Regions from separate parts of the Mus musculus genome. Here all the other regions are linked to region 3. The links are chromatin loops, found by intact Hi-C in ENCODE. Cell type or tissue: heart. All regions are shown on one strand. Region 1 overlaps Zfp787 (zinc finger protein 787). Region 2 holds the start of Zfp28 (zinc finger protein 28). Region 3 holds the start of Zfp667 (zinc finger protein 667). Region 4 holds the start of Zfp954 (zinc finger protein 954). Region 5 holds the start of Zfp787 (zinc finger protein 787).

The links. Hi-C counts contacts between places; a loop is a spot of excess contacts. Peaks named below come from ENCODE experiments on the same cell type or tissue, not always from the same donor. Only the 100,000 strongest peaks of a DNase experiment are listed, where the experiment ranks them.
Region 1: it touches region 3 in a loop (2.8-fold over the local background); 10 of 42 quality-filtered maps call a loop at or near these places.
Region 2: a loop joins it to region 3, with 3 times the contacts of the local background. A loop is called at or near these places in 7 of 42 quality-filtered maps.
Region 4: it touches region 3 in a loop (6-fold over the local background); 2 of 42 quality-filtered maps call a loop at or near these places.
Region 5: a loop joins it to region 3, with 4 times the contacts of the local background. A loop is called at or near these places in 8 of 42 quality-filtered maps.

Annotation. Positions count from the first base shown.
Region 1 is chr7:6,133,967-6,138,966 of GRCm38, forward strand. All of the region lies in intron 2 of Zfp787 (zinc finger protein 787), which reads right to left. Among named protein-coding and RNA genes, the nearest start is that of Zfp787, 19 kb to the right of the region's middle. In heart, a CTCF peak has its summit at 2,712 (motif pointing right); no DNase peak of the experiment used is centred here.
Region 2 is chr7:6,379,248-6,384,247 of GRCm38, forward strand. Zfp78 (zinc finger protein 78) reads left to right here. Exons shown (of 5, transcript NM_001025163.1): 5 at 1-3,358. The coding sequence ends at 244. It overlaps Zfp28 (zinc finger protein 28), which reads left to right and starts at 4,071. Exons shown (of 7, transcript NM_175247.3): 1 at 4,071-4,354; 2 at 4,928-5,000. The coding sequence starts at 4,147. In heart, CTCF peaks have their summits at 2,377 (motif pointing left) and 4,150; a DNase peak (open chromatin) is centred at 4,024; H3K4me3 peaks cover 2,044 bases; H3K27ac peaks cover 1,329 bases.
Region 3 is chr7:6,283,514-6,288,513 of GRCm38, forward strand. Zfp667 (zinc finger protein 667) reads left to right here and starts at 3,067. Exons shown (of 5, transcript NM_001024928.2): 1 at 3,067-3,141. In heart, a CTCF peak has its summit at 149; DNase peaks (open chromatin) are centred at 138, 2,978 and 3,748; H3K4me3 peaks cover 2,615 bases; H3K27ac peaks cover 2,303 bases.
Region 4 is chr7:7,118,959-7,123,958 of GRCm38, forward strand. Zfp954 (zinc finger protein 954) reads right to left here and starts at 2,518. Exons shown (of 5, transcript NM_172738.3): 1 at 2,265-2,518; 2 at 414-452. The coding sequence starts at 2,342. In heart, a CTCF peak has its summit at 2,025 (motif pointing right); DNase peaks (open chromatin) are centred at 2,073 and 2,523; H3K4me3 peaks cover 1,569 bases; H3K27ac peaks cover 1,029 bases.
Region 5 is chr7:6,152,991-6,157,990 of GRCm38, forward strand. Zfp787 (zinc finger protein 787) reads right to left here and starts at 2,975. Exons shown (of 3, transcript NM_001013012.2): 1 at 2,855-2,975. Gm36371 (a long non-coding RNA gene) reads left to right here and starts at 4,229. Exons shown (of 2, transcript XR_391130.2): 1 at 4,229-5,000. In heart, no CTCF peak of the experiment used is centred here; DNase peaks (open chromatin) are centred at 2,261, 2,621 and 3,071; H3K4me3 peaks cover 3,009 bases; H3K27ac peaks cover 2,534 bases.

The DNA of each region.
Region 1 (5,000 bases), 150 kb before region 3:
CTGCCTCCCCATTTCCCAGCAGAACCAAGGCCCACAGTCCTATGCCAGGGCCTCACCAGGTACCCCCTGCCAACCCACCCAGATGGCATCTCTTCTTTGTCAGGTTTTCACAGCCCCCAGGACACTCTCTTCCTCTTTCACCAGCTCCAAGTGCTCAAATGCTGCCTCAGAGATAATCCAGCAAATGAGTGGCTGTAGTCCACTTTGAGGCTGTGTCAAACCCACATCTGTGCAACCTGCTTCTTTTTGATGGGATGCTAGGGAGGTGGAACTTTGCAATGGGGACACATAACCATCAAAGTCAGGTTTCTGAGAAAAATGATGTGAATGGTCAATAGCTCCCCTTGTCAAAGTCCAAGAGATATGTAAAGCCACTTTTCTCCCTGTCAGGACTGGATTAACAGTGGACGTAAGGCAATGTCCCTGCTACAAGAAAAAATAAATTAAATAAATAAATAAATAAAATGGTCCAGTTTTAAAACCTAAGGAGGCCAGCCTAAAGCCATATAGATAATGACAATACACATGAAGACAAGGTAAGAAAACAGAGTCCCTTTAGTAAATATATACCTCATAGGCCCCTGTAGTTCCACTATAAAATGTTGCCTGCAGACCACCACAGCTGGGCCTCACTGGGAGGTGGGGGAGTTGTAGAAAATTCAAAAGGAGGCTTACGTCAAAGGTTAAGATGGGAACTCTCGAAGCAGCCTGGAGCTCATGTTCAGGCGCTGGCCTTCAGGGGCTAGATCAAAAATAAATTCACCAGAGGATAAAGATCATAGACCACGACAACTGACTGGAGGGCTGAAGCTGAAGTGACAGGGGTGGCTTGCAACAGTAAGGAGGGGACAGGTGAGTATACATTGTTGCTATGCCCTTCCTAGATATCCAGAGTCCTAGGCCACACACAGCAACTCTTAGCTGACTGCAAGGTTACAAGTACAAAGATTAAATATTCCCTCTTTGGTTGGCCCTAGTGTGAAGAGCTGCTTCCACCTAATTCCCACACCATCCTGGGAGAGGACCTGTGTGCACTCTCAACACGAGGAACAAGACCCTGCTGGACCCTGGGCCCTGAACCCTAGTCACTACTCTTTCTCCTGTCTCCCAAGCGCTATTGAAAAGAAATGCTATTAAAAACGTGGCTTTCTGTTTCCCTTTTTCCGAATACCCTGACCCTTATCAATCTCTCTCTCCCTCTAAGTCCTACCAACTGTTTTCAAATCCTCTTTAGTATCTGTAAATTCTTGGATCAAAACCAAGGTTCTTGTGGTCCTGTGCCCTGGCTACACTTCTTCCTCAGAAGAAATATTCCAGGTTCCAGGTGCCAGGTACGTGGTGATGGAACCAGAAAGCCAAGACTTGCAGTGGCCAACTAGATCTACTGAACAGCCACACTGGGTCATTGACTCAACCCATCTGCAGCAGTTCCCATCTCAGAGTATCCAGGGGGACTGTCCCAGCAAAGCCCTAGAACCTTCATGTTTCCACTTTAACCCCCAATTTCAGATGTACTGTCACTAGCCAGCCAGGTGACCCCACATGCTCAAGGCTGAGACTCACTAGTCTATCTAAGGCAAAACCAATTAGCATCATTCAAGTAGAAAACAAATGGAGACAAAGTGGCCAAAGCAGAGATATCTGCACAACTGTGTTTACTGCTGCACTGTTAATCACAACTGCCAAGAAATGAGGCCAACTTAGAAGCCCTTCCCCAAAAGAACGGATAAAGAAAATGTCTTGAATACATACAATACAATTTTATTCAGAGGTAAAGAATGAAATCTTAGGAAAAATAGCTGAAAGTATAATGTACAGGGTTAAGGGGATGGAGCTCACTTGCTGTGAAAGCAAAAGGTCCCAAGTTCAAATACCCAACACCTATGTAGAAGCCAGGCATGGCAGTGCAGTCCTGAATCTTCAATGCTGCCTAGTTGGTAGAGACAAATGGATTCTGGAAACTCCCCAGCAAGGCAACCTGAGTGACACATGGAACTTCAGTTTCTGTGAGATCTTGTCTCAAACTACCAGCTGAAGATCAATACAAGAATCTACATCTACAAGCATTGATATGTATACACAGAGAGAGACAGAGACAGGGAGACAGACAGAGAGAAAGAGACAGAGGCAGAGACAGAGAGAGAGAGAGAAAGAAACAGAGGCAGAGACAGAGAGAGAGAGAAAGAGACAGAGACAGAGACAGAGGTAGAGACAGAGACTGACTGACTGACTTAAATACACATGTGGAAGAGGAACGTAGAACAGGGGCGGGGCAGGACCAGACAGCAGAGGGAGGAGAGGAAAGCAGGAGGACTATCTAAGAGGGGGAAAGGGACCAGTCCCAAGGGTGGTGGTAGAAGTGGGTAAAGACGAAATACAGTAATGCATATGTGCTAAAGTGTCATAATGGCGCCTGGGAGACAACTGGGCAGGTAAATGTGCCTGCCCTAAGCCTGGCAATGTGAATTCAGTCACAATGCACACATGGTAGAAGACCACCAACGCCTTCAAGCTCTGCTCTGGCTTCCATGTGCATGGTGGTATGCTTGCCCCACACCCTCTCATACACACACAGACAAAATAGAACTGAAAACATTTTAAAGCTTAGAGATTCAGAGTGCCAGTGTACTGTGTGCATCTCTGAACAGTATTTGCAGTCATGACATGGAATCTGAATGTTGAATACAGCAAGAAGTCTGGGAGCTCAGGCCACAAGGACCTGCAGGGGGCAGAGGAGCATGCTATGTTAAGTGACAACCTAGGGAAGCACTGCCTAAGAACTGGAGAAGGCTGGTAAGGAACAAGAACTTTGGTCAGGCACAGTTCTTCCTTAGGCTCTGACTTTCCCTAAGGTGTCTGGTTATTCTGTTTAGTGTGCAGGTTTGTAAATAGGCAGATGTTAAGTGACTGGGGAGCTAATTAAAGGGTGGGGTTCCTTTTCAGCTGATGCTTGGAGGCTCTATAGGCCAGAACCTGTGCTCCACAGGACAGCAGGTTCTAAAGAGCAATGGGGTTTGAAAGTGATGCTGTGGGCATTTAGCAAGGGGACAGCAGGGTCAGCCTAGGAGGTCAGCTTCACTTGGTTGCACTGTCTCTGAAAAGATAGGGCAGACAACTTTTTTTTTACCTCAGTACGGTCTTCAGAGATGGCTCTGTGGTCAAGGGCACTTGGTGTCCTTGAAGATGACTCAGGTTTGATTCCCAGAACCCACATGGTGGCTCAAAGTAGCTCCAGTTCCAGGGGCTCTAATACCCTCTTCTGGCCACCCCAGGCACCAGGGAAACATGTGGTATACATAAACACACACAGGCAAAACACTTATACACAAAATAAAATTTCAGAACGTTAGAACCTGGGATATACGACTCTGCTAGCTATGCAGTACATCTGTGGGGCAGTGGACCATGCCAGGAAACCTGGTAAGGTCGAGTAGGTTCAGAAACCCCAACACCTCATACCTAAGGACAGGGAATATTTCACCTACTCCCAACCAGATTTCCTGGCCTGGAACAGATGACCACAACTCCCCACACAAAGAACATGACCCCTGGTCACGTAACACAGAACAGAATTCTCCATGCTAATGAGATATCTAGATGGGTTCTAGGGGTTAATCAATAAGCTTCCCTTCCAGGACACTCCTTCCTGAAAAGACATTTCATCTCTGGTCCACCCTGAGGAGGTTGTAAACACCTGTTCTCCACGATGAACAATAATAAACAGTTTAGAATCAAGCACTGTCTCTCTCATCAAGAACCATCGTGGGGGCCATGGAGGAAGCCTTCATCCTACAGAGCAACACTGCCTCCTAAGTCTCCTGCAGAAGGGCCCTCTAGGCTCCCCAGTCATTCACTGCTAAGCAAAGCCAGAGTTCCCTGTGCCCCCAGCTCCGGCCTCCCAAGGGCCCGTCCATTCCACACTCCACCCAGATTCTAGTGGCAACAGGACACCCAGAAGTTAGGGAACCCCAGCTTCAGTCTCAGCTTGCATCGTTTCTCACCTGCGCTGAAGTACCCATCTTTGGCTGCATTTTCCCACCCAAGCGGTGCTTCTCAAATACCCAGCACCTGATGTTGGCGTAGGGTAAAATGCTACCTAGCATTCTGTGTCTTGTCTGCCTGAGTGAGTTCACATACCCCAGCAACAAGACAGAACTCAGAACCTCACCTCTGGACCATTGGACTGGCAGCCCACCTTTGCCAGTCTAAAGACAGTCTTGAGATGCTGCCCGGTCCTTTCTCAGGAAGGTTCCTCTATCACCTTGAGACAACTCTTAGACCATAGACTAGCCGGACACAGAAGGGGCAGCTATTTTGTTTTGTAGGATAGCAGTTGTAATGATTTCAAGACACCCCATCAGGGTCAAGCTCTTGGATCACTTCAGGAGGTTGTAGGCAGAGCATTTGCGCCCAGTATTCAAGTGTAGGTTGGTTCTCTATTCTTCACCAAATGAATCTCTCCCTTCCTGATATCATAAGAAAGGCAAACTGCAGGCCTGGTTACACAGACCTGCAATCCCAAGCTATGTGGGAGGCTGAGACAGGTTTGAAAATTCAAGGCCTGCTTGAGCTAGGAGCTCAAAGCCAACTTAGCAAGACTCTATCTCAAAATACAAAGTAAAAGCAGGGCTGGGAATGTAGCTCTGTAGTAGCACCCTTATCTAAAATGTCTATCCAAGACTCTAGGTTGGATCCTCAGCAAAACCCACAGCAAAAACAAATGTTATGTTAAATTCACTTTGGCTAAACTGCCCCACTCTAGTGAGTGGGTACCTCCTCAAAGCTTATTGTCTCCCCTGGGCTCTGGTGCCCTCATCGTCCCATTCACCTTATATGCTTCACCTTATATATTCACCTTATATGTATGCTTCTTGCCCTAGGTCCTCCAAGAACAGCTGGCCAAAGCAGTCCTCAGGGAGTAAAATCAGGAGGTGCCTGTTTTTTGTCTTGTTTTCAAATAAAACTCCACACTGCCATATGAATCCTCATAAACCAAAGGT
Region 2 (5,000 bases), 96 kb after region 3:
TGAATGCGGCAAAACCTTCACACATGCTGCCTATCTTATAAGACACAAGAGGGTCCATACTGGAGAGAAGCCTTACAAATGTGCGGAATGTGGAAAGGCATTTGGTGATGGCTCCTCCCGTGCTCAGCATCAGAGACTTCACACTGGTCAGAGGCCCTATGTATGTGAGAAATGTGGAAGGGCCTTCAGAAGAAAGTCATCCCTTAATTGCCACCAAAGGTATCACACTGGAAAGAAACTGTAAAAATGTGTCCCCCATGGCAAACCCTTTAGCCGCCTACGAACCTGTAGCGTTCATCAGAGAATTTAGCTTTCAACCAGATTGTTCACTGTACTCTACATGGAAGATCTCACACAGGTCAAAGAGCTCTTAGGAATGTAAGGGATGGGGAGAAATCTTCAGTAAATGTTCCTAAACCACCCATCATTGGTGAGTTCTTGATGCAGTCATCTCAGGCATCCCTCCCTGTCCTCAGGTCCTGTGCATATACCTGCTAAGTATTTCCATTTAGGTTTGGCCCCTTAGCCTCCTGATCCAAAACACAATTGTTTTGCTTGGACTTTTTCAAATGTCTGTAATCCATCTTGTTTCCTTCAAGTTTATTACTCATTTATTTTACAGTCAGAAAATTTCTTTTTAAAAATATACATGTTATTTATGTAACTCTTCTAATACTCATTGTAAAATGTTTATTTAATGCACATAAAATGTTTAGCCACATGATTGACTGTATTAAGTTTGGATGGAGAACATCCCTTCAATGATTAGGAGACACATCAGCACAGAACACAGAGAGGCCACACACAGAGGCAAAGGAACATGAGGGGGTATCCCTGAGCCAATGCTTTATTGGGCCCAGGGTTACAGATTTCCTTTGTTGAGTCGCAACAAGCAGGCATGAGTTCTGGGAGGTCATCTCAGGTGTAGAAAGTGATCATTGCGACATATGTGCCCAGTCCATCTTCAGCAGTGCATTTAAAGGGAGCAGTGAAGGCAGGCAGCCCCCTTTGACGGGTTCTTGTTCTTGGCACCAGCTTGAGCCACTTGTGGATGGTGTGATACTAGGAAGTGTCAAAGGTGACTGACCTACACCTCCAGCCTGGGAAAGTTAAAACTTCAATGAAATAGATACCAAGAGAACATAAAATGAAAGGACTTCAATACACTGACCCATAGGGGTGCTTAGAAAATGTGTTAGACCAGAAAAATTATTTCTAAACCATGGCCTCTCAAATTTGGAACTTAGGTGATGACAACAATTTAGAAACTGAAAGTGTCTTCAGGTGGAACAATTAGTATGTGTAGTGTATTTAAGATGGAAGCTTTCTAATGATCCTAAAGGTTATGTTTTCTTATTGGTAAAGAAATTAAATCTGGTCTGGTACGTAGAATCTGTTTTAGGAAGTGCCTAGAAGTTAAAGACTGGAACAAAGAATTAGAATTTATTTGGGAAAAAATACACATGTGTATATATAGTCTAGGTCACAAAAGAAACATTCTTATATTTACTAACAAGCCCCCAGCAGGCCAGTCTAGCCGAAACAGGGAGCCCCAGGCTTACCATGAGATCCTATCTCAAAATGTAAGGTGGAGGGCGACAGACTCCCAACACCGACTAATGGTCTCCACACACACGCACATGGGCAATCAAGCCTACAAATGCATATATACAAATAAATAAATAAAAGTAAAATTTGAAAGGGTGATTGTGGCTGTGTTTGGAGGCACACACATCTCATTTCAGCACTCTGGAGGTAGAGACAGATGGGTCTCTGAGTTAGAGATCAGCCAGGTTTACAGAGTTCTAGGGCAGTCAGGGCTACATAGCGAGGCCTTGGATAAAAACAAACTGAAAGATCACATGCAAGATGAGTACACACTGCAGAAATAGGAAAACAGGGGACACAAACTTCCATTCTCGTTGTTCCAGAGGACTCTGGGTGGTTTTTGTAAAGTCCATCTCATGGTAGGTTCTGTTGGACTGTATGCCTGCCTTTCCTTGTTTATCCTAAGTTCATTCTCTTCCTCTACCCCCCACCCAATTTGTTATCAAATTGCCAGGGCTGGCGAGATGGCTCAGTGGTTAAGAGCGCTTGCTGGTTTTGCAGAGGACTTGGATTTGGGTCCCAGCACCCATATAGCAGCTCACAACTGTCTGTAACCCAACTTCCAGGGGATGCTCTTTTCTGGGCTCCACAAGAACTGTAGGCACGCAATGCACACAATACATGAAGACAAAACACTCATCCACATAAAATAAAAGCAAGTCTTTCAGGGGCTGGAGAGATGGCTCAGATGTTAAGAGCAGTCTGCTCTTCCCAAAATCCTGAGTTCAATTCCCAGCAACCATATGGTGGCTCACAACCATTTATCCTGGGATCTGATGCCCTCTTCTGGAAAGCGGATGTACATACAGATAGAGCATCATTTACATAAAATAATAAACCAACCTTTCAAAAAATCTTTGTGGTGACAATGCTGCAATATTGTTTTTGCTTAAGAATTTTTTAGTATAAAATTTCCTTCTGGTTATATGAGGTGTTTGTGAAGCATAAATGGTTTTATATTTAGATGTTGGTTTCTTTTCTAAAATATTTCATTACGGTATGCACATATTTACCACTCAGAAAAAAAAATAACACTTTTGTTCTCAAACATTTTATATAAAGAATATTCTGCTTGCTCAGCGGTAGTGACACACACTTTTAAAACCAGCCCTTCCAGAGGCAGAGGCAGGCAGATCTCCGAGTTCGAGGCCAGCCTGGTCTACAGAGTGAGTTCCAGAACATCCAGAGCCACACAACACTCTCTCAGATGATAACTGAATGACAAAAATAGGCAGCTCACAGTCCTAAATGGGACATTCTTGTATACCTTCTCAAGGGTCTGGGAACATCGTATTAGACGAAGGAGAAAGAATGTAAGAGTCTGAGAATGGCAAGGAGTGCTGTGGAATGGTTTTGGGCATGTTGTGCTCATGAACTCATAGAAACTGATTACCAGCACAAGATTGCTGGTAATTACCAGCGCCGATCAATATTATAGCCATTGATAGAGGAAGGGCGTACCCCTCCACACCTAGCTGAGGAGCTATAAGCAAATGATGGCAGCTGAGAGAGTGGGAGTCATTTTTCTTTGGGGATGTGGCCTCTGGTAGATTGTTCATGTCACACTCCACTGGTATACTGGTAGGCGGCACTAACAGGGCTATATTTAAAAAAAAAGTGTGGTGGGGTGGCAAAAGGAATGTGGAAGTATTGGGGATGGTTGGGAGAGGAGATGTGTTGGATATGATCAAGATACAGTATATATACATGTATGAAACCGACAAAGAATAAACTGCGCTCCCCTCACCTCACCCCGCTTCCCCGTTTCTCTGTGTAGCCCTGACTGTCCTGGAACTCGCTCTGCAGATCAGGTTGGTCTCGAATTCTGAGATCCGGCTGTCTCTTACTCCCGGGCACTGCGATTAAAGGCAAGAGTGAACATATTAAAGAGGCACCGCAGAAGAAAACCTGGGGAAACCTGCAGACCTAAAACTTGGTAGTACATACAGAGGGGCATTTTGAACACTAGGCACTAAAGTCGAGGTGGTCTAGTGGAGAGGTGAAGATTGCAATGGCAGCAACTGAATCCCAAACTGAAAAGTACATGCAACCAGAACCACTGTGGACTTGCCAAAAGCCCGCATTGCCCCAGCCCAATTCACAGCATCCTCCAACTCCCCTTCCTCCAAACAACCTCAAATCGCGCGCCACTAGCCCTGCCGCTGCACTCGTACGCTCCAATTGTCACCAGGACTCCCAGAAGCCTCTGAGGAACTGTTTTGAATTTCGCGGGACTCGTGTTTCCGGCAGGGTCCCGCGGTTCTCCCACAGGGTCTTGTAAAAACCAGCTGGGCTCTAAAGGATTTCTCCGCTGGGGACTACACTTCCCAGGGGGCCTTGTGCTCAAGCAAAGTCCACTTCCGGTGCGTTCCGGAGGAACTGCCTGAGGGTCCGATCTTTTAGGGCGGGGTTGGGCAGGGCGAGGGCGTGGCTGGCGAGGGCGTGGCGGGCGTGGGTGTTGCCGGGGGTGTGTCCCTGAGCAGCGGCCTTGAAGGGTGTCTGCAGCCTGGCTAGGAGAGCGTGCGCCCCTCGCGTGACATGCAGGGAATGGCGAGTGTAGTGTCATGCGAACCCTGGGCCCTCCTGGGGCGTGGCGCCCTCTGCACAAAGGCCAGGCCTGGTGGAGGTCCGGCGGCGGGGACTGTAGTTGCTCCTGGGAGCCCCGACCGGGGAAGGCCGCGCTCCAGGAACAGCCTGGCCTCCCAGGATCAGCAAGGAGCAGTGACCTCGGGGACCGCGCACAAAGGTGAGTGTCATGTTTCTGGGCTGAGTGGACAAAGATGAATCTATTCTGGGTGTGAAGGAAGGGTAAGGTCCGATGGTTCTCGAGGCCTTGGTGCTGGAGATGGTGTCTCTGGGCGCGTGATTGTGATGGTTAAATAACCAATCCTCGAAAGCTCAACTTGAGGCAGAGAAGTCAGGCAGAGGTGCTGGAGGGACGTTGACAACTACAGGGTCAACTTAGTTTAGACTTGTATCCATGTCAATGCTTCAAGAAATGAAACTCCCAGTGCGACAAGAGATGGCTTAGCCATTGTACTTGTTCCTCTTGCAGAGGTTCCTAGCACCCACATAGTGAGTCACAACCATCCCTAACTCCTATTGCAGGGGATAGAACATTCTCCTCTGAACTTTGTGGGCATCAGGCACACACACGTGGTGCACATATATTCATGCAAGTAAGACGAGAAAAGAGACAACCTGATTCCACATCCTACCCTGTCCTTACTCCCGCACAGGGTAATAAGGGTTTGGCATCTCTGCTCATGCACGGTGTAGTCTCGTGTAGATTTGGTGTCTAGTCCTTCCTTTCCTCCAGCTCTGTTTTCCAGAGATACCAACTTCCTCCAGGAGATAAACCGCAAACAGGAAGCTGCCCCTACAGGGACTAG
Region 3 (5,000 bases):
CCCACTCCAATCACTCCACACTCCAATCCTCACACGTCGCCGGTGCTCTTAGGAAGGTCATGAGAATCCTTGTGGGAATCAGCCTTTTTAGTTGACCTTGGAACTCTGGCTTGGGGGGGAAAAGCAGATTAAACACAGGGTCTGCTGTCCTCACATCTGACGCGAGGCGGCAGTCTCGTCATTTCCGTCTCCAGATCGCCACAGAATGCAAAACTACAACTCCCACAATCCCTCGCGCCTAGCCCTTTCTTCGCCTCCCTCTTTCCTAACACAATGCTAACACCCTAAGAATATCTGCAAGGCGTTTTCAGTCTTCCAAACCATTCCTTGGTTCAGACGTTTCTGCTAACAAACTCCGTTTTATTGACAAGCGCGCCTCCCACCTCTCTGCTTCCTTGACACTACAATACCCAGAAGTCTCTGCACCACTTCAAGCCTACAATTTGTAGCCTTGGAGACAGAGAAACGCTAGACCGCTGGTTAGGTTAGGGGGAGAAAGACTGCTTCTAGAGAGAGCAGGATTCCGACTGGTGGAGAGGCCTATTTGTTCGCTTCCTTTTTCTTTTTCTTCTTTCTTTCTTCACTTCATTTTAATTCTTTTTTATGTTAGTATACAAGTTCTAAGTTTTTTTTTAATTACTTTATGTATACGAGTACACACTGTAGCTGTACAGATGGTTGTGAGCCTATATTTGGTTGTTGAGAATTGAATTTAGGACTTCTGCTCACTCCGGCTCGCTCTCGCCCAAAGATTTATTTATTATAAATAAGTACACTGTAGCTGTCTTCAGACACACCAGAAAAATGCATCAGATCTCATTACGGGTGGTTGTGAGCCACCATGTGGTTGCTGGACTTTGCTTTGGAAGAGCAGTCCATGCTCTTACTCACTAAGCTATCTCATCAGCCTAAATTCTAAGTTTCTTTTTGGCCTTTTTTCATGCAATTTTTTTTCATGGTGTTGTTACTCTTTACTCCGTGGCTGGTCTTCTCAACAAACCCCTTCCCCAACCTTGTATCCTTCCACCCCCAGTAGGCAAAAGGACACATTTCAGGGTGGCATAAGTGTATTGAGGCGGGGCCTCTTCTTATTTCCTCTGGGTCAACTGGACAGTTGCAAGTATGACAGGAGAGGCTAGTCTGAGCATGCAAGGCGTGCACGTTCCTGAGGTCCAAAGAGGTCTCCTGGGTGTTAAGTTTCAAGCCCCAGACAAAAGTGCCTACTTAAGATATTAAAGGGGACCTGGCCACCAGGTTCTACCTGCCTTTCTCAGTTTGTACCTATTACAGGGCCCTCCTGGCAGGCATACTCTGCCCTCTACCCTAAACTTCTCCAGCCCAGGGGCTGGGCCACCCTTCCCCCAGCTCTCCTTCCCTATGCAATCCAATCATTTTGGTTACCTGGTCCTTTCACCTACTCTCTTTAGCCTCCTGGCCTCTTGGTCTAGCCCTCTTCTCTCCCCTCCTCCCTCTCCTCATATTGCTTAGGGTCATGTTCACTTTGGACTCTCTCAGACATCCGTGCCTCTGACTATGTGTCCCTTTATCTACAATAAACCTTCTCATCTACCATACCTAGGAACAGTCATGTTCTTCCCTTTTTATTTTATTTTAGTTTTCATTCACTGGGAAATGAATGCAACCTTTAGTCTCACCCTTTCTGGTCTCCAAGATAACGAATTCCCTGCCTCTTTTGGTAGTAACATCATAGTTTCTCCTGGATAGATGGAGGTTTTGAAAGACTTGTGAGAATCTGAGTCACACTTCTTCTTTGGAGCCTCCCACCCTGTACCCCCATTCTTGGACTGGGGCTCTCTCAGTCTCTTGGTTTCCCCTTTAGAGAAATGATGTGTAGAACTTAACCTCTGTGCTTCCCTCCTACTTCCTATTTCTGGGGCCTCAGGTAAGGTCCAATGTGCTTGGAACCTCAGTTTTCCCATCGGTGAAATGAAATGCTGTGTTTGCTCAGTAGTGCCGTTGTTTCCCACATGACCATTCAGATGTCACAGTTGACGCTCATCACTGTCTTGACTGAAGATCTAAATGAGTCACTTCCCTTTCTCTAGGCACTTATATTTATACGCAGGTTGGGTATACTGAATTGTGCAGCTGACAGCATTTCACTTGTGCACACACCAATGACTGTGTTCTTGCTAAGGGATGCCATAACAGGGTCTGGTGTCTAGTCTACCCTTATCCTGGTGATTGCTGTGCGACCCGAGAGTCATTCCTTGTCCTTCACTGAGCCTAGGGTTTCCTCAAGTATTACCCCTATTCTCTTTCTACTTGGTGAGATGTAAAGTGACTCCGGAAGTGGCTTGAATGGAGTTATAATTTGATAAGGTAGGACCAGAAATCATTAGGGTTGCTCAAGAGGTTTAGGGCAGGCCTTTCCCCTTTACGTGAGATTTATACTGAGTTCCTAGAAAATTTCAGGTTTATAGTTTGGGAGGGAGTACGGCCTTATAAGTGTTGAATTGTGCTGTGGAGAGTCTTCAATCAGACTCCAAGGTGGAACGCTCCTCTTCTCACGTGCCCATCGTTTCCCCCATGGCTTTCTAAACAGCCACAGAAGAAACTCTGTCCTCTCCTCTGAGGGTCACAAGGTCTCCAGACAGGCGACAACGAGGATGGAAACACCCTTTTGGGCGTGGATATCCTTAGTCTCTTGCCAAAGCCTGAGGTTGGCGGTACAAGCTCGCGGTTGCGCACGGCGTAAGGCGCGTGGAAGCCCAGTGAGTCCGAGGTGTGGAACGCTAGGAGAAGCATCCCGGAAAGGACGCATGCTGAATGGACTCTAACGGGAGCTTGGCCGAACCCCTTAGAAAAGCGCTTAGCGTAGGAGGGCGCACACGGGTCGGCAGAATAGCCAACCAAATTATTGAGGGCGTGGCCTCGCGCTGTCTCCGGGGTTCTGCGACTGCAGCGTCTAGTTGCGTGTCAGGGGGCGTGGCTCCGCGCTCCGGGGGAAGCCCTGGGGGCGGGGCCGCACTGGCCTGCGTCCTTCTGGAGGGGCGGGGGGACCGGGGAGAGGCCCTGAAGGGATCCCTGGGGGTCTGGGAGGCGAGTGCGCAGGCGCGGGAGCTCTGTTGCTAGCAGTTCTGTGGCAGCTGTGAGACGGAGGACGCAGCAGGGAGACAGGTGAGGGGGTCTGGTGACTGCGAGCCTTCCTTCAGTGGGAATGATTGATAGCGTGTGTGTGTGTGTGTGTGTGTGTGTGTGTGTGTGTGTGTGTGTGTGTGTGTGACAGAGAGACAGAGAGAGACAGAGACCTGTTTGCGTGGGTCGCTCTGGTGATCTGAGTTGATTCGGGTGCACGCCTGAAGCTTCGTGTATGCTTGGCGTATATTGTTTGTTGTGGGGTGAACACAGTATGAGAATCCTTCAGGAGACTCCACGTGTGTATATGTGTGTGCGCGAGAGAAGAGAAGTGGAAGGGGGGCGCGGGAGAAGGGAAGTGGGAGGGGGGAAGGGAGAGGGAGAGACCGACTAGGCCTGTGAGCCCCAAGAAACAGGTGCGAATACCACCAACTGCGTGATGTGACCAGTGTGCCCTGTGTAAAGGAAGACACTACAAGGGGCCGCTAGTGGATGTAGGAACAGAGTTCTGAGCATCTCGGTTGTACTTGTGTGTGAGTGTGATAGACTGATGGAGCTGTTTATCATAGTCTGAGGGCACTCGGCCTGTGGGGCCCAGGGACAGGTGACTGTACAGGTCCTAGTGGGAAAGGAGGCCACCGCAGGCTAGAGGGGCCCAAGGGTGTGGGCACACAGTTCTGAGTATCTCTATGTCACTAGCTGTGCTGGTGTGAGAGTGTTGGCGGGTGTGTTTGTGTGTGTGTGAGAGAGAGAGGCTGATGAAGTTATTTATCAAAGTCTAGAGATACAGTGAGCCATCAGATGACAATGGCTTTGTGAGTGTGTGCCAGTGTGTGATTGATCGTGCCTCATCTCATTTGTTACCGTGGCAACGGGCTCCTCTAGAGGAGGAGATGTGATGGCCTAGTCTGGGAAACTGAACCTGTTAAGGATGAGACTTTTCCTTCTGTACAAAGGGATAAATGGCGCTCATCAGAGTGTTGATGGAAAGGCTAAACGGACTGTGAAATAATACAGGTGAAATGCCTTGTACAATGCCTGGGACATACTGAGTGCGGTGTAGAGTCTGGCCTTTGTTGTAGTGCTGACGGTGGAGGTTTGCTGTTGTGTTGTTGGCCTGTGTACAGGTAGGGTTGTAGTGGTGAATTCCAAAGGAGTTTTAGTGTCTACATTTGGAATTTGGCCGTCTTTCACCTCTAGCAGAGGTTCTGGATTGAGCAGTGGTGCACACACCCTCCAGACTCCTTTTATCCCTAGGCAAGCAACCTGGCTTCTTGGTGTCTGCCCAAGAATGGTCCTGCGGGAAAGTTGCATCCTACCCTGACCTGTGGAACCTGTTGGGTGTCTTCCTTATCAAGGTAGCTTGAAGGCTTCAGTAGAGGAGTGGTGGGGAGTGGGAAGGGCCTCAGGCCAGACACCTTTAATGCTAGCACACAGTAGCCCATGGGAGACAGAGGAAGGTGAGTCTCTGTGAAGTCAAGTCTAGCCTGGTTTACAAATAGATTTCCACGACAGGGCTACACAGGCACTGCTCTTAAATTCAGAATGGAGACTCCTGTGGACACATGGGTAAAGAGGTTTCCTTAGTCCCTACTGGCTGCACTTTGTCCACATTTTTTTGGAGATAGCTGCCTAATGACTGACTCTAGTACACCATTTGCTTTCTCCACAGTCACCAAAGCCATTTTTATGCCGTGTAGCCACCTCCAAATTTTGTTAAGTAGAAAGTCTGATTAGTCTCTCTCCTGCTCAGTTCCTCTCACCTTTCCCCCAGTTATATCTTATCACAGAAACTGCTCACTGTCACCTTCCTGATCTGGTTCCACAAGCCTTCCTCACCTCACTCTGTCTTAGCACACAGCCATTTTTTTTCTTTTGCCAGAGGGTGGGGGTGGGAGGGG
Region 4 (5,000 bases), 840 kb after region 3:
GGGTTTTACTGCTGTGAAAAGACACCATGACTAAGGCAACCCTTATAAAGGACAACATTTGAGGCTGGCTTACAGGTTCAGAGGTTCAGTCCATTATCACAGGGCAGGAGCATGGCAACATCCAGGCAGGCATGGTGCAGGAGGAGCTGAGAGTTCTACATCGTCATCTGAAGGATGCTAACAGAATACTGGCTTCCAGGAAGCTAGGGTGAGGGTCTTAAGCCCATGCCCACAGTGACACACCTATTCCAACAAGGCCACACCTCCTATTAGTGCCACTCTCTGGGCCAAGCATAAACAAACTATCACAAAAGGACAGAGACAATTCCAGCACAGAGTCCCAGGACACCACCGTCCCTGAGGTCCCTTATGTGTTAAGTCAGGAGTGTGATTCCTGGGCACCCTCCACTTACCTCTTCCTGGTTGGCAGGTTTCACTGAATACTGGGAAACCTGTAGAAAAACAAGGTTGGGAATAATAAGCAAGAGTGTTGGTATCCCAAAATTTCACCCAAGTCCCCTCTCATACATGCAGTCGGGTACCCACTGGGCTCCATCCCTTAATGGTGTCTCTTACTGGGTGACCTTGGACAAAGAATCAATCTCTTCAGTTTGTTACCTGAGGATAAGCATGGCAGCCTGTCTCAGTTACTGCTTTGTTGTTGTGAAGAGGTACCATGGCCAAGGCAACTCTTACAAAAGCATTTAAGTAGGGCTTGCTTATAGTTTCATGGGGGTTAGTCCATTATCATTATCATGGTGGGAAGCAGACTGGTGTGGTACTGGCACAGTAGCTGATGTGAGCTTTGCGTCCTAATATAGATGCAGCAGGAAAGAGGGGTGGGGTTCGGGCAGAGAGAGACACTAGCCTTGGCAAACTCTCCCAGCTACACACTTCCTTTAACAAGGCCACACCTCTTAGTTTTTCTCAAACAGTGCCACTCCCTGGTGACTAAGCATTCAAATACATCAGCCTATGGAAATCATTCTCATTAATACCGCCACACAATCCTAGCTCAAAAGGAAAGTGATTGCACCAAACTGAGTCCTATGCGTGAAGTACTCAGTACAGCTGTTTCCTATGCACCTCACTAATGCTTGTGTCGAGAATTTCACAAACACACAATTGTTTTAGAATGTATAGGTTTATCTATATACAATTGGGAGGCAGGTGGTGGTGGCTTTCATCTTTAATCCTATACAGAAAAAGCCTGTCTCAAAAAACCAAAAAAGATGTCAGGCAGTGGTGGCACGCTCCTTTAATGCCAGAACTAGGGAGGCAGAGACAGGTAGATCTTTGAGTTCAGGGCTAGGCTGATTTACAGAGAGAGTTCCAGGACAGTCAGGGCTACACAGAGAAACCCTGTCTCTATAAAAAGCCAAGGGGAAAATGAAAAAAAAAAGTTATTGGGTAAGCATGGTGTGCATCCCTTTAACTGCAACACTTGGAAGGCAAAGGAAGGCAGATCTCGGAGACTGAGGCAAGCACTGGCTACATAGGCCAGCCAGACCTGAGTTCCAGGGGGAAAAGTAGTTAACACAGCAGACTTTAGTTAAATGCTGAATGTTTTCACATAAGTAAGTAAGTAAGTAAGTAAATGAATGAATGAATAATAAAAGGGAAAGAAAGTACTACTTTAAAGTCAAACAAGCAGGAAGTGGGAGGTCCTGCCTTTAATCCAATCACTCTAAAGGATTGCAAGTTTGATTCTAGCCTCGTTTACATAGCCTCGTTTACATATGTCTCAAAAAAATTCAGATATTTGAAGACTAATCTCTCCCTCTATGGTCTACAACCCTAACTGCTGCATTAGTCCACAGCATTTACCTAAGGATTCATAGATCTCTGTCTCCATCCACATAACTTCATCCTTGCTCAATATTCCCCCGGAGATGCTTGGGAAAGTTTGAATAGATCAAGTTTCACCTCTGTTCAAATCTTCCATGGCTACCAGTCTCTCTATAAACAAAAGTCAGGTCCTTAGGGGTACTGGGCCCTTTTTCCCTCATCTAAAACGCCAGTAGAGGTCACCCCAGGGCTCTGTCTCCGAGCTCAGGCCCGCCCACAAGCCTTGGGAGGTACAGTCCAACAGGCACTGTGAGTCAGAGGGGATGGCTCTAGCGATCTAGCACACAGATGTCAAAAAACATTATTTCGTTCATCCGTACCCTACAGTCGGGGACATGAACGTCTGCCCTGTTGGCTCCTGACCCAGATCTCAGTGCTCTAGAACTCAGGTAGGTGGGCGATCACTAGGCACTCACCTGGGGCAGGGCTCCACCCGCAGCCTCCACAATCACCATCGGGCTCCAGAGGATGGTGGGGCCCTGGGAAGTCGCCATCCGCACTCGAAGCCTGGATCAGATCACACGAGCTGTCGCAAACCTCAGATCCGTCTCTGTGACGGGGGACAAACGCTTTTAACGTGCCGGCTTTCCTGCCATGGCCAAAGCAGATGACACCAGTTTTCTGTGAGCCATACTGACGGGTCCAGGAAGTTACAAAGAACCTCCAGCACGCAAAGCCAAAAGTCCCGCCCAACGGTTCTCGCCGTCGCTGAAATGCCCATTTTCATTGGCTGAGTTTCATGCAATGTTTTCTGGGCAATGTAGTTCATGCAGGAGCAAATTTCTGCGATCCGGACACAACTGCCCTGCTTGACAAGACCAAGTTTCAGTGGATTTCTTGGCACTGGCGTGGAGACTATTTTCTCCACACCGTTTTCTACCTTAGGTGAGTTAGATGTGGATTAGAAATAGTAGAGGCTGAGTCACAAGGTCAGGCTTGCTGGAACTCTTAAATTACAGAACTGCAGGCAGAGGCAGGTAGATTTCTGTGTTTTCGAAGCTGTCATAGTGTGTTCCAGGCCAGACAGGGCTACATAGTGAAACCTTGTTTTATTTGATGTCTAGAAATACAGGAGACGGGCAAAGTTGAATTTTGCATTTGAGACATTTGCCTTGTGTGAAATGATACTCGCCAGGTTCGTGGGCTAATAAATACAGAAATGGTGACCATGGAAGAGGGGAAAAGGACATGTTTGGATTGGATTCAAAGATTCCTTCACCACAGGACTCTAGATTCAGACACTTCTCACACCACTATGGAGTCGTCAGGATTAATGCTTCTATTGTGCTAAGAGAAAATTAAAGGAACATTTAGGAACATTTAGGAAGCTTTGCTGTACTCCCCCCCCCCCCCAAGACTGCTCTGGAAAATGCGAACACGGGCGTATCTGTAATCATGACAGTGTCCGCAGAAGTCCTGTTAATTTCATGCATATCGCTTCTCCACTTTCCCCTTCTGCAACTGTCCCGGTTTCCCATGGTCCACATTGTCTGAACTACAATACCCAGAAGAGATGGCTCATACACCTTTAATTCCAGCACTTGAGAGGCAGAGACAAATGGATCTTGGAGTTCAAGGCTAACTTTCTCTACAGAGCAATTTCCAGTAATACACAAGAAACCCTTTTACTAAAAGAAAAACAAGGTTGGAAGGTAGGAGCGGAGATAGGTTTTGTCTTCTGACATCTGGACAAGTCTGAAATCTGCTGCCTTAGTGTGACTGATTCTAAGCCTTAAGTAGGAATGCCTCTATTCATGAGCCTCTCAGGTCAGCTGGGTCAGCTGGGCTGCAAACTCTTGATGCAGATGAGATGGTACATGGTCCCCGGTCTACTGATGTTACAGAACCCTGGGGTCTGGATAATGAGCCCAGGCACAGGGCTGATGTCCCTGATAGCAATCCAGTCCTAGAAGGTTGTTTTTATTGTTTTTATTTTTACTCTCCTGAAGATTGTATTTCCTTTCTGTGCCAGTACTACTCCTGTAAACATGTGAACATTACTAAGATACTCCAGACTTTCTGCAAGCAATGTGGCAAGCACCAGCTCCACAAAGTGGTACAGTATAAGATGGACAAGGATTCTTTGTCCAAGGAAAGTGGCCTCACAACAGAACAGAGTGACAATAGTCAGATGTAGCCTGCTCTTTGCCTAAAGGCTGAAATAGCATCTAGTGCTTTTAACTGCTGAGCAATCACTCCAGCCCTTCTTGGATTTTGTTTTTTTTCTTTTGTTACCCTTTGATTCAAGCCAGGACAACGAGTGACAAAACAAGTTTCAATGACTAAATTGAAGTCCCCTATGTTACATATATTAAATATCCTGCCACATTGATGTGAAAGGTAACTGATACAGCTTTCATAGCTATCAGCCCTTCTTTAGAACTGTTTGTATCCCAAGGGTCCTTTTTCCTTTCTTCTCTCTCTCTCTCTCTCTCTTCCTTCCTTCCGTCCCCTCTTCCTTCCTTCCTTCCTTCCTTCCTTCCTTCCTTCCTTCCTTCCTTCCTTCCGTCCTCCCTCCCTCTCTCCCTCCTTCCCTCCCTCCCTCCATCCCTCCTTCCCTCTCTCCCTTCCTTTCTTTTCCTTCCTTCCTTCCTTCCTTCCTTCCTTCCTTCCTTCCTTCCTTCCTTCCTTCCTTCCTTCTTGAAATCGGGTATCTTTATATGTCCTTGGCTGCCTGTGAACTATATGAAAATCTGCAGGCTGGCCTTGAACCTACAGCGCCACATTGTCCCTCCATACATGGTATTTTCATTTACATTGGAATTTAAGAATTTTTAGATTTTCCTCCTGATGTTTTTCTTTGCATACTTTGTAGATTTTAGTTTTACTTGACTGTTACATGAGTAGATACAAGTAATAATTTTGATTGTTTTGTATTTTTGAAGATACCTTTTATGGTGGGAGTAGTGGTGTACATCTTTAATCCCAGGGCTTGGGAGGCAGAGGTAGGTGGAACTTTGTGATTTCCAGGCCAGCCAGGTCTGTTGCAGAGAACCCTGTCTTAAACAAAGCAAAGCAAAGCAAAGCAAAGCAAAGCAAAACAAAACAAAACGACATCAATTATATTCTACAATGTGATTTATGTCAGAAAAGCTTCATGGTCCTCTGAGAATAAGTCTTCAATAGTAGTTGCTTTAAATAAATATTATTAT
Region 5 (5,000 bases), 130 kb before region 3:
AATTTCCAGAAGACTGAGTCCTCAAAGGAGAGTAGGAACTATACTCTGCCCTGACCAACTGATCCTGCACACAAACCCAAACTTATGCTCTCAGCAGCCTTGCCCTTAGCTTTGAGGCTGAGATTTTATCTGATGAGCATCTAGTCCCCAGCATTATCCCCTGTAAGGCAGGCACTCCACACCAGGAACAGGAGAGAAGCCACTGTTCTGGGAGCCCAAAGGGAGAGGCCAAGGCAGAGACAGAATAGGAAAAGCACAGTGGCAACAGGGTCACCCAGCCCACTTGGACAGGGGCTAGGATCTACCTCAAGGTCATAACAGCTCAGCTTGCACTCGTCCTGCTGGCTAGTGAGGCCTCCACTACAGTTGGCACAGATCTCAAGTCTCCCTACCCATTCCAGCCACCAGTATTAGTCACCTCCGCTTATTCTACTCTGCTTATCCTATTCCAAATCATCCTACTATAGGTCTTCTATAATGCGGCCAGGTCTCAAGAGTCTTCCAGCCAGCAGCCCTGTATGCAGTCTCCTAACATTTTACCCACGGAATAGGGAACCAGGAGCCCAACCCAATGGCTAGCACTTAAGAATAGGGCTGTAACCCCAGATCCAGCATGCCCAACAGAACTAAAGGGGTGGCACTACAATCACAAAGCTACACATACTGTATCCTGAAACTACTTTACGGCCTAGGGCACACAAGTACCAGCAAGTAGGTGTCCTATCTTGCCAAAACTAAGGTGACCACTTCTGTCCCAGGGTGTCAAGAGAACTCTGTAGCAGGTGCCTGCCAACCTCTCAAAGCAAGTCATCAAATGTTCAGTCTCTCCTAAATATGGAGGCCCAACACCTGGTGCATCCCTAGTCAGTCAGAGGATGACAATGTGGGTTTGGAAAGTCTGTGAAGTGTGTCTGGGACCCACAGAGCTATGGGTGCCCATTAGTGACTACAGAGTTACTGATGGCCTTGAGCTCTATACATTCTGCCATCTCCCATAAGTCTCAGGGTCCCCTTGTCCAAGACTCAGCATCCACGTCCTGTAGGGCCTAAAACGCTCAGGGACACTCTGGCATATCTCCCTATTGTCCTAAGCTACTGCAAAACAAGAACTACAAGAGCCTTGTCAAGTTGGCCAGTGTCACCCACCAGCAGGCCTGGCCCATGGAAACCTTGAGAACAGCCCTCCAACCCACATCCCCACCAGTGAAATTCAATGCCCTGGGGTTAGTGGAGTTTGTAGTCTTGATGGACTGGGCATAGTCAGGGAACTGTAACAGTGTAACAATTAAGTAGTGGAAACAGCCTGGGAAAGGGGGAAGTGACACATCCAAGGTCACGGAACCATAAACGAGCCAAAATTGGAACTCAGGAGCTGGCTCCAGAGACTTTTTGAACTTTTGCCTGAAAGCAAAAGTATGAAAACCCTTGCTCTGGGTGTATCACTTTAACACCTCTATTGTGTCCTCGTGAGGAATGGCATGAAATTTCTTATCTATGGCTGCAGAACTTAGGAGCTGAAGCGAGGAATTGAGCTTCAGAGCTCGTGGGCAATATTCCCAGTAGCTGCAAATCATTCTTGAATTTCACCATGGGCCAAGCCTGAGGATATACCCTTCTCTGCTCAGATGGAGAACACATGAGATAAACCAAGTCAGAATCTAATGTGAAAGTTCTCTGGGCCATGGCAGCACAGCACTCAGTGACTCCAGAGAAGCAGGAGGGGAAAGTTACCTGCACTTGACCCAAGAGGCTTAAAGCTTTCCCCAGAGCAGAGGCCAGATCTCAGCTAGATTCTCAACAACGCCAAACATGGAGCCTGAATCAGAAATTAAGGGGTTGGGGGAACCCATCAGGTCTGCGTTTTTAATAACGACCTGGGCAATAACGCCTAAGGTCGTCCTGGGTCAGGTCTCAGCTCCTGCTTTCCAACCCCAGTTCATGTTCATTTTCCTATCCTGGTGTTAAGACAGGTGTCAGTTCACTCCCCACTCACTTCTTCGTCTGTGGATCACTTTTCCGACTGACCTTTTGTAAGTGCTGGGGCACACATTCCCGGGGCTTGGGGGTCACCCTATGACCTAACTCTTGTACAGATTGGAGGTGGAGGCGGGAGGTCTGCTAAGGGGCGGGGCTCCGCGCTGGACCCAGCCCTGTGTCCGCCCAGGGGAGGAAGGCAACAGTCCAGGCGGCCCAGGACGACCCACACGGTGCTGACCTTGGCCTGGCGCTTCCCCTCCCAGGACGTGTTTCCTGCCGCCGGTCAGCACGCGCGGGGGAAATAGATGAATGAGCCTCCCGCCACCTGCATCCCGTAATTACTCGCTGGATCAAAGGCCAGCGCATGGCCCCCGAGGCAGCAACGGGCCAGGCGACTCGATTTGAGGAAGGAGAGGACTTGGGAGAACTTGGGCCGAGACTGACCATGGGCCGCCGTTTCCGGTCAGCCCAATCCAGGCGGCGGGGTCTCTCCCCACATCAAGCCTCGCCCCCGCAACAAGTCCCTGGCACTTCCGGCCATGACCGGCTGCAAGTCCAGTCCGGGTGGCCCGGACCCCACCGGTTGGATAACCCAGGTGCCTGCCGGCCCAGCACTGCCGCCGGAGTAGCGCACGCGCATTGTCCCAGGCCGCGGCGCCAATCTCTCCCGCGCGCGCGCGCGAACTCCCCGGCCGCGCGCCCGCTCACGCCCACCCCCCCCACACACACCCCTAACACGACACGCACGCGCACTAGTCCGCTCTGCCGCGCTCGCCCTCCCGCCTCCCCACCCACCCCCGTCCGAAGCCCAGCTTCCCGACGCGCTCTCATCCCAGCCACTCGGCGCACGCCCCCCTGAGCCCGCGGCCGCCCTCACCTCCGCGGCCCCGGGGCCGTCACGCCGCACTCTTCCTCTCGCCTGCCTCGCGGATGGTGGCAGCGGCGGCAGCGGCGACTCAGACCCTGGGGTCAGGGGGACGGGCGCCCAGGCCGGAAGTGACCTTCCCGGCCGCTTCCGCTCGCGCCTCTCCCTCTCCTCCCCCTCCCAGGCCGCCACCGCTACCTCGCCACTCTAGGCAGAGGAGCTCCAGGACCCCTGACCGCTACCCCCTCCGGCTCTATGGTACGGAAAGGCGCCTCGGGACGCTACTTCCGGAATTATCTAGGACCCAGGTCCTCCGTTTTGCTCTATGGCGCCTCGCTCCGAGGGGCTCGGGCCCCGCCCCCTCCCCGGACAGAAGGCTGGGCTCGACCCGTTAGGCGCACACTTCCGGGTGTCGGGGCGGCCCCCAACCCAGCCTCGTCGCTCGCGCCTGCGCGGTGAGCTGCCCGCGGCGACGCTCCCACTACTCCAGTCCTCCTGTCGTCTCTATCATCGTAACCCCTTCCGCCCCGGGGCGCTTCCAGGCCAACGCCGGTCTCAAGAAAAAATTCGGTTCACGAGATCTGGAGTTTTTCCCCAAAATGTTTCCGCTCGAGCCTCCGGTGCGGGTTGCATTTTGGGACGACCTCATCTTGAAATCGGCCTGTTTTGCAGAGAACCAGAGGTCACATTACCTTACTAAGTGACATAGCAAGAATGACCTCGAACCTTCAGAGTAGGGCTCCAAATTAAGTGTTTATGACTTATTACTCTCCTAGAAGAAAGGTCCATCACAGTTTGGAGGATGCTGATGATGAAGAAAAGGAATGAAAGGACCCTCTACAGATATCTGCTTCCAAGGCACAATTTGAAACTTGAAAGTCAATGTCAGCTTCTCTGAGACAAATGGTATCATCATCACGTAACTACCTTTACAAAAGCAGGCGTCAGGTGCTGCTGACACTTGGACTAAGTAAGGGATGGACTTTTTAAACAAACTCCTCCTGCACCAGAGAAAATCCTGGGCAGCCTAAAGAAGCAAAGCCCACAGGCAAAACGATACATGACACCTGAGGACAAGCTAAGAAAATGGAAAGCATAGCCATCTCCTTAGCAAGGTGCTCCAGAAGTCTTTGCTCAGCAGACTGTTAAGGATGTGTAGAGAGTTAGAAAATTCAAGAGGAGGCCTATGCTGAGCCCTGTAATGGAAAATGTCCAAACTGCCTGTAATTCATGTTCAAGCGCTGGACTTCCGTGGTTAGATTAAAGATAAACCAGCCAGGACCTTTCAACGGGTGATAAAGATCACAGGCTGCTTGTAACTGATCAAAAGGCTAAAGGCGAACCCACAGCAGGGGTATTAAAATGGCCCCAAAGGTAAAGAGTAAACGGAGGACAGTAAAAAAAAAAAAAAAAAAAAAAATTAACTATCCCTTCCTGGCTCAAAGCTAACAAAACTAAAAGGCAAACTGGCAGCATCAGACACAGCCACGGTAGTTACTGTTCCATCCCGAGTCCTGGGCCACACAGAGGAATTCTTAGAATGCTAAACCAAGTAATCTGAAGATACATATTTTCTCCATGGTGAGCCTCAAAGGCTCAGGGGTACACACTCACCTAGTACCCACGAAACCCTAACGGGAACAGCTTTGTGCCACTTTCAGTGACAACTACAAGGAACCAAGGCTCTGGGCACCCCAGGCTTTCTCTTGTCTCTCCAAACTTTATCTTTTTTTGTTTTTGTTTTTGTTTAAACTCTAGTAAATGTGCAATTCTGTTTTGCCCCTCCTATCTCCTTATCTCCTTTCCCACTATGACTCCACCGTGATGCTCAGGGTGTACTCCTTCTCTAACTCCAGCCAGCTATCCTCAAGTCACTTTTTGTATCTGATTTGTGTGGGATTATTTTTTTTTCCATTTCTGGGGTTTGCAGGCACTGTGTGTGTGTGTGTGTGTGTGTGTGTGTGTCCATGCATGTGCATGTAAGGTCAGAGAACAGCTATCAGGAGTTGGTTGGTCCTCTTCTATCATGTGAGTCTTGGGAGTCTAACTCCGGTTGTCAAGCTTGGCAGCAAGTACACTCTACTACCTGAGCCATTTTCCTGGCCATAGCTATTGAATCTTGTAACTCTCTGAGTTCTATGATCCATATGAATTTTAT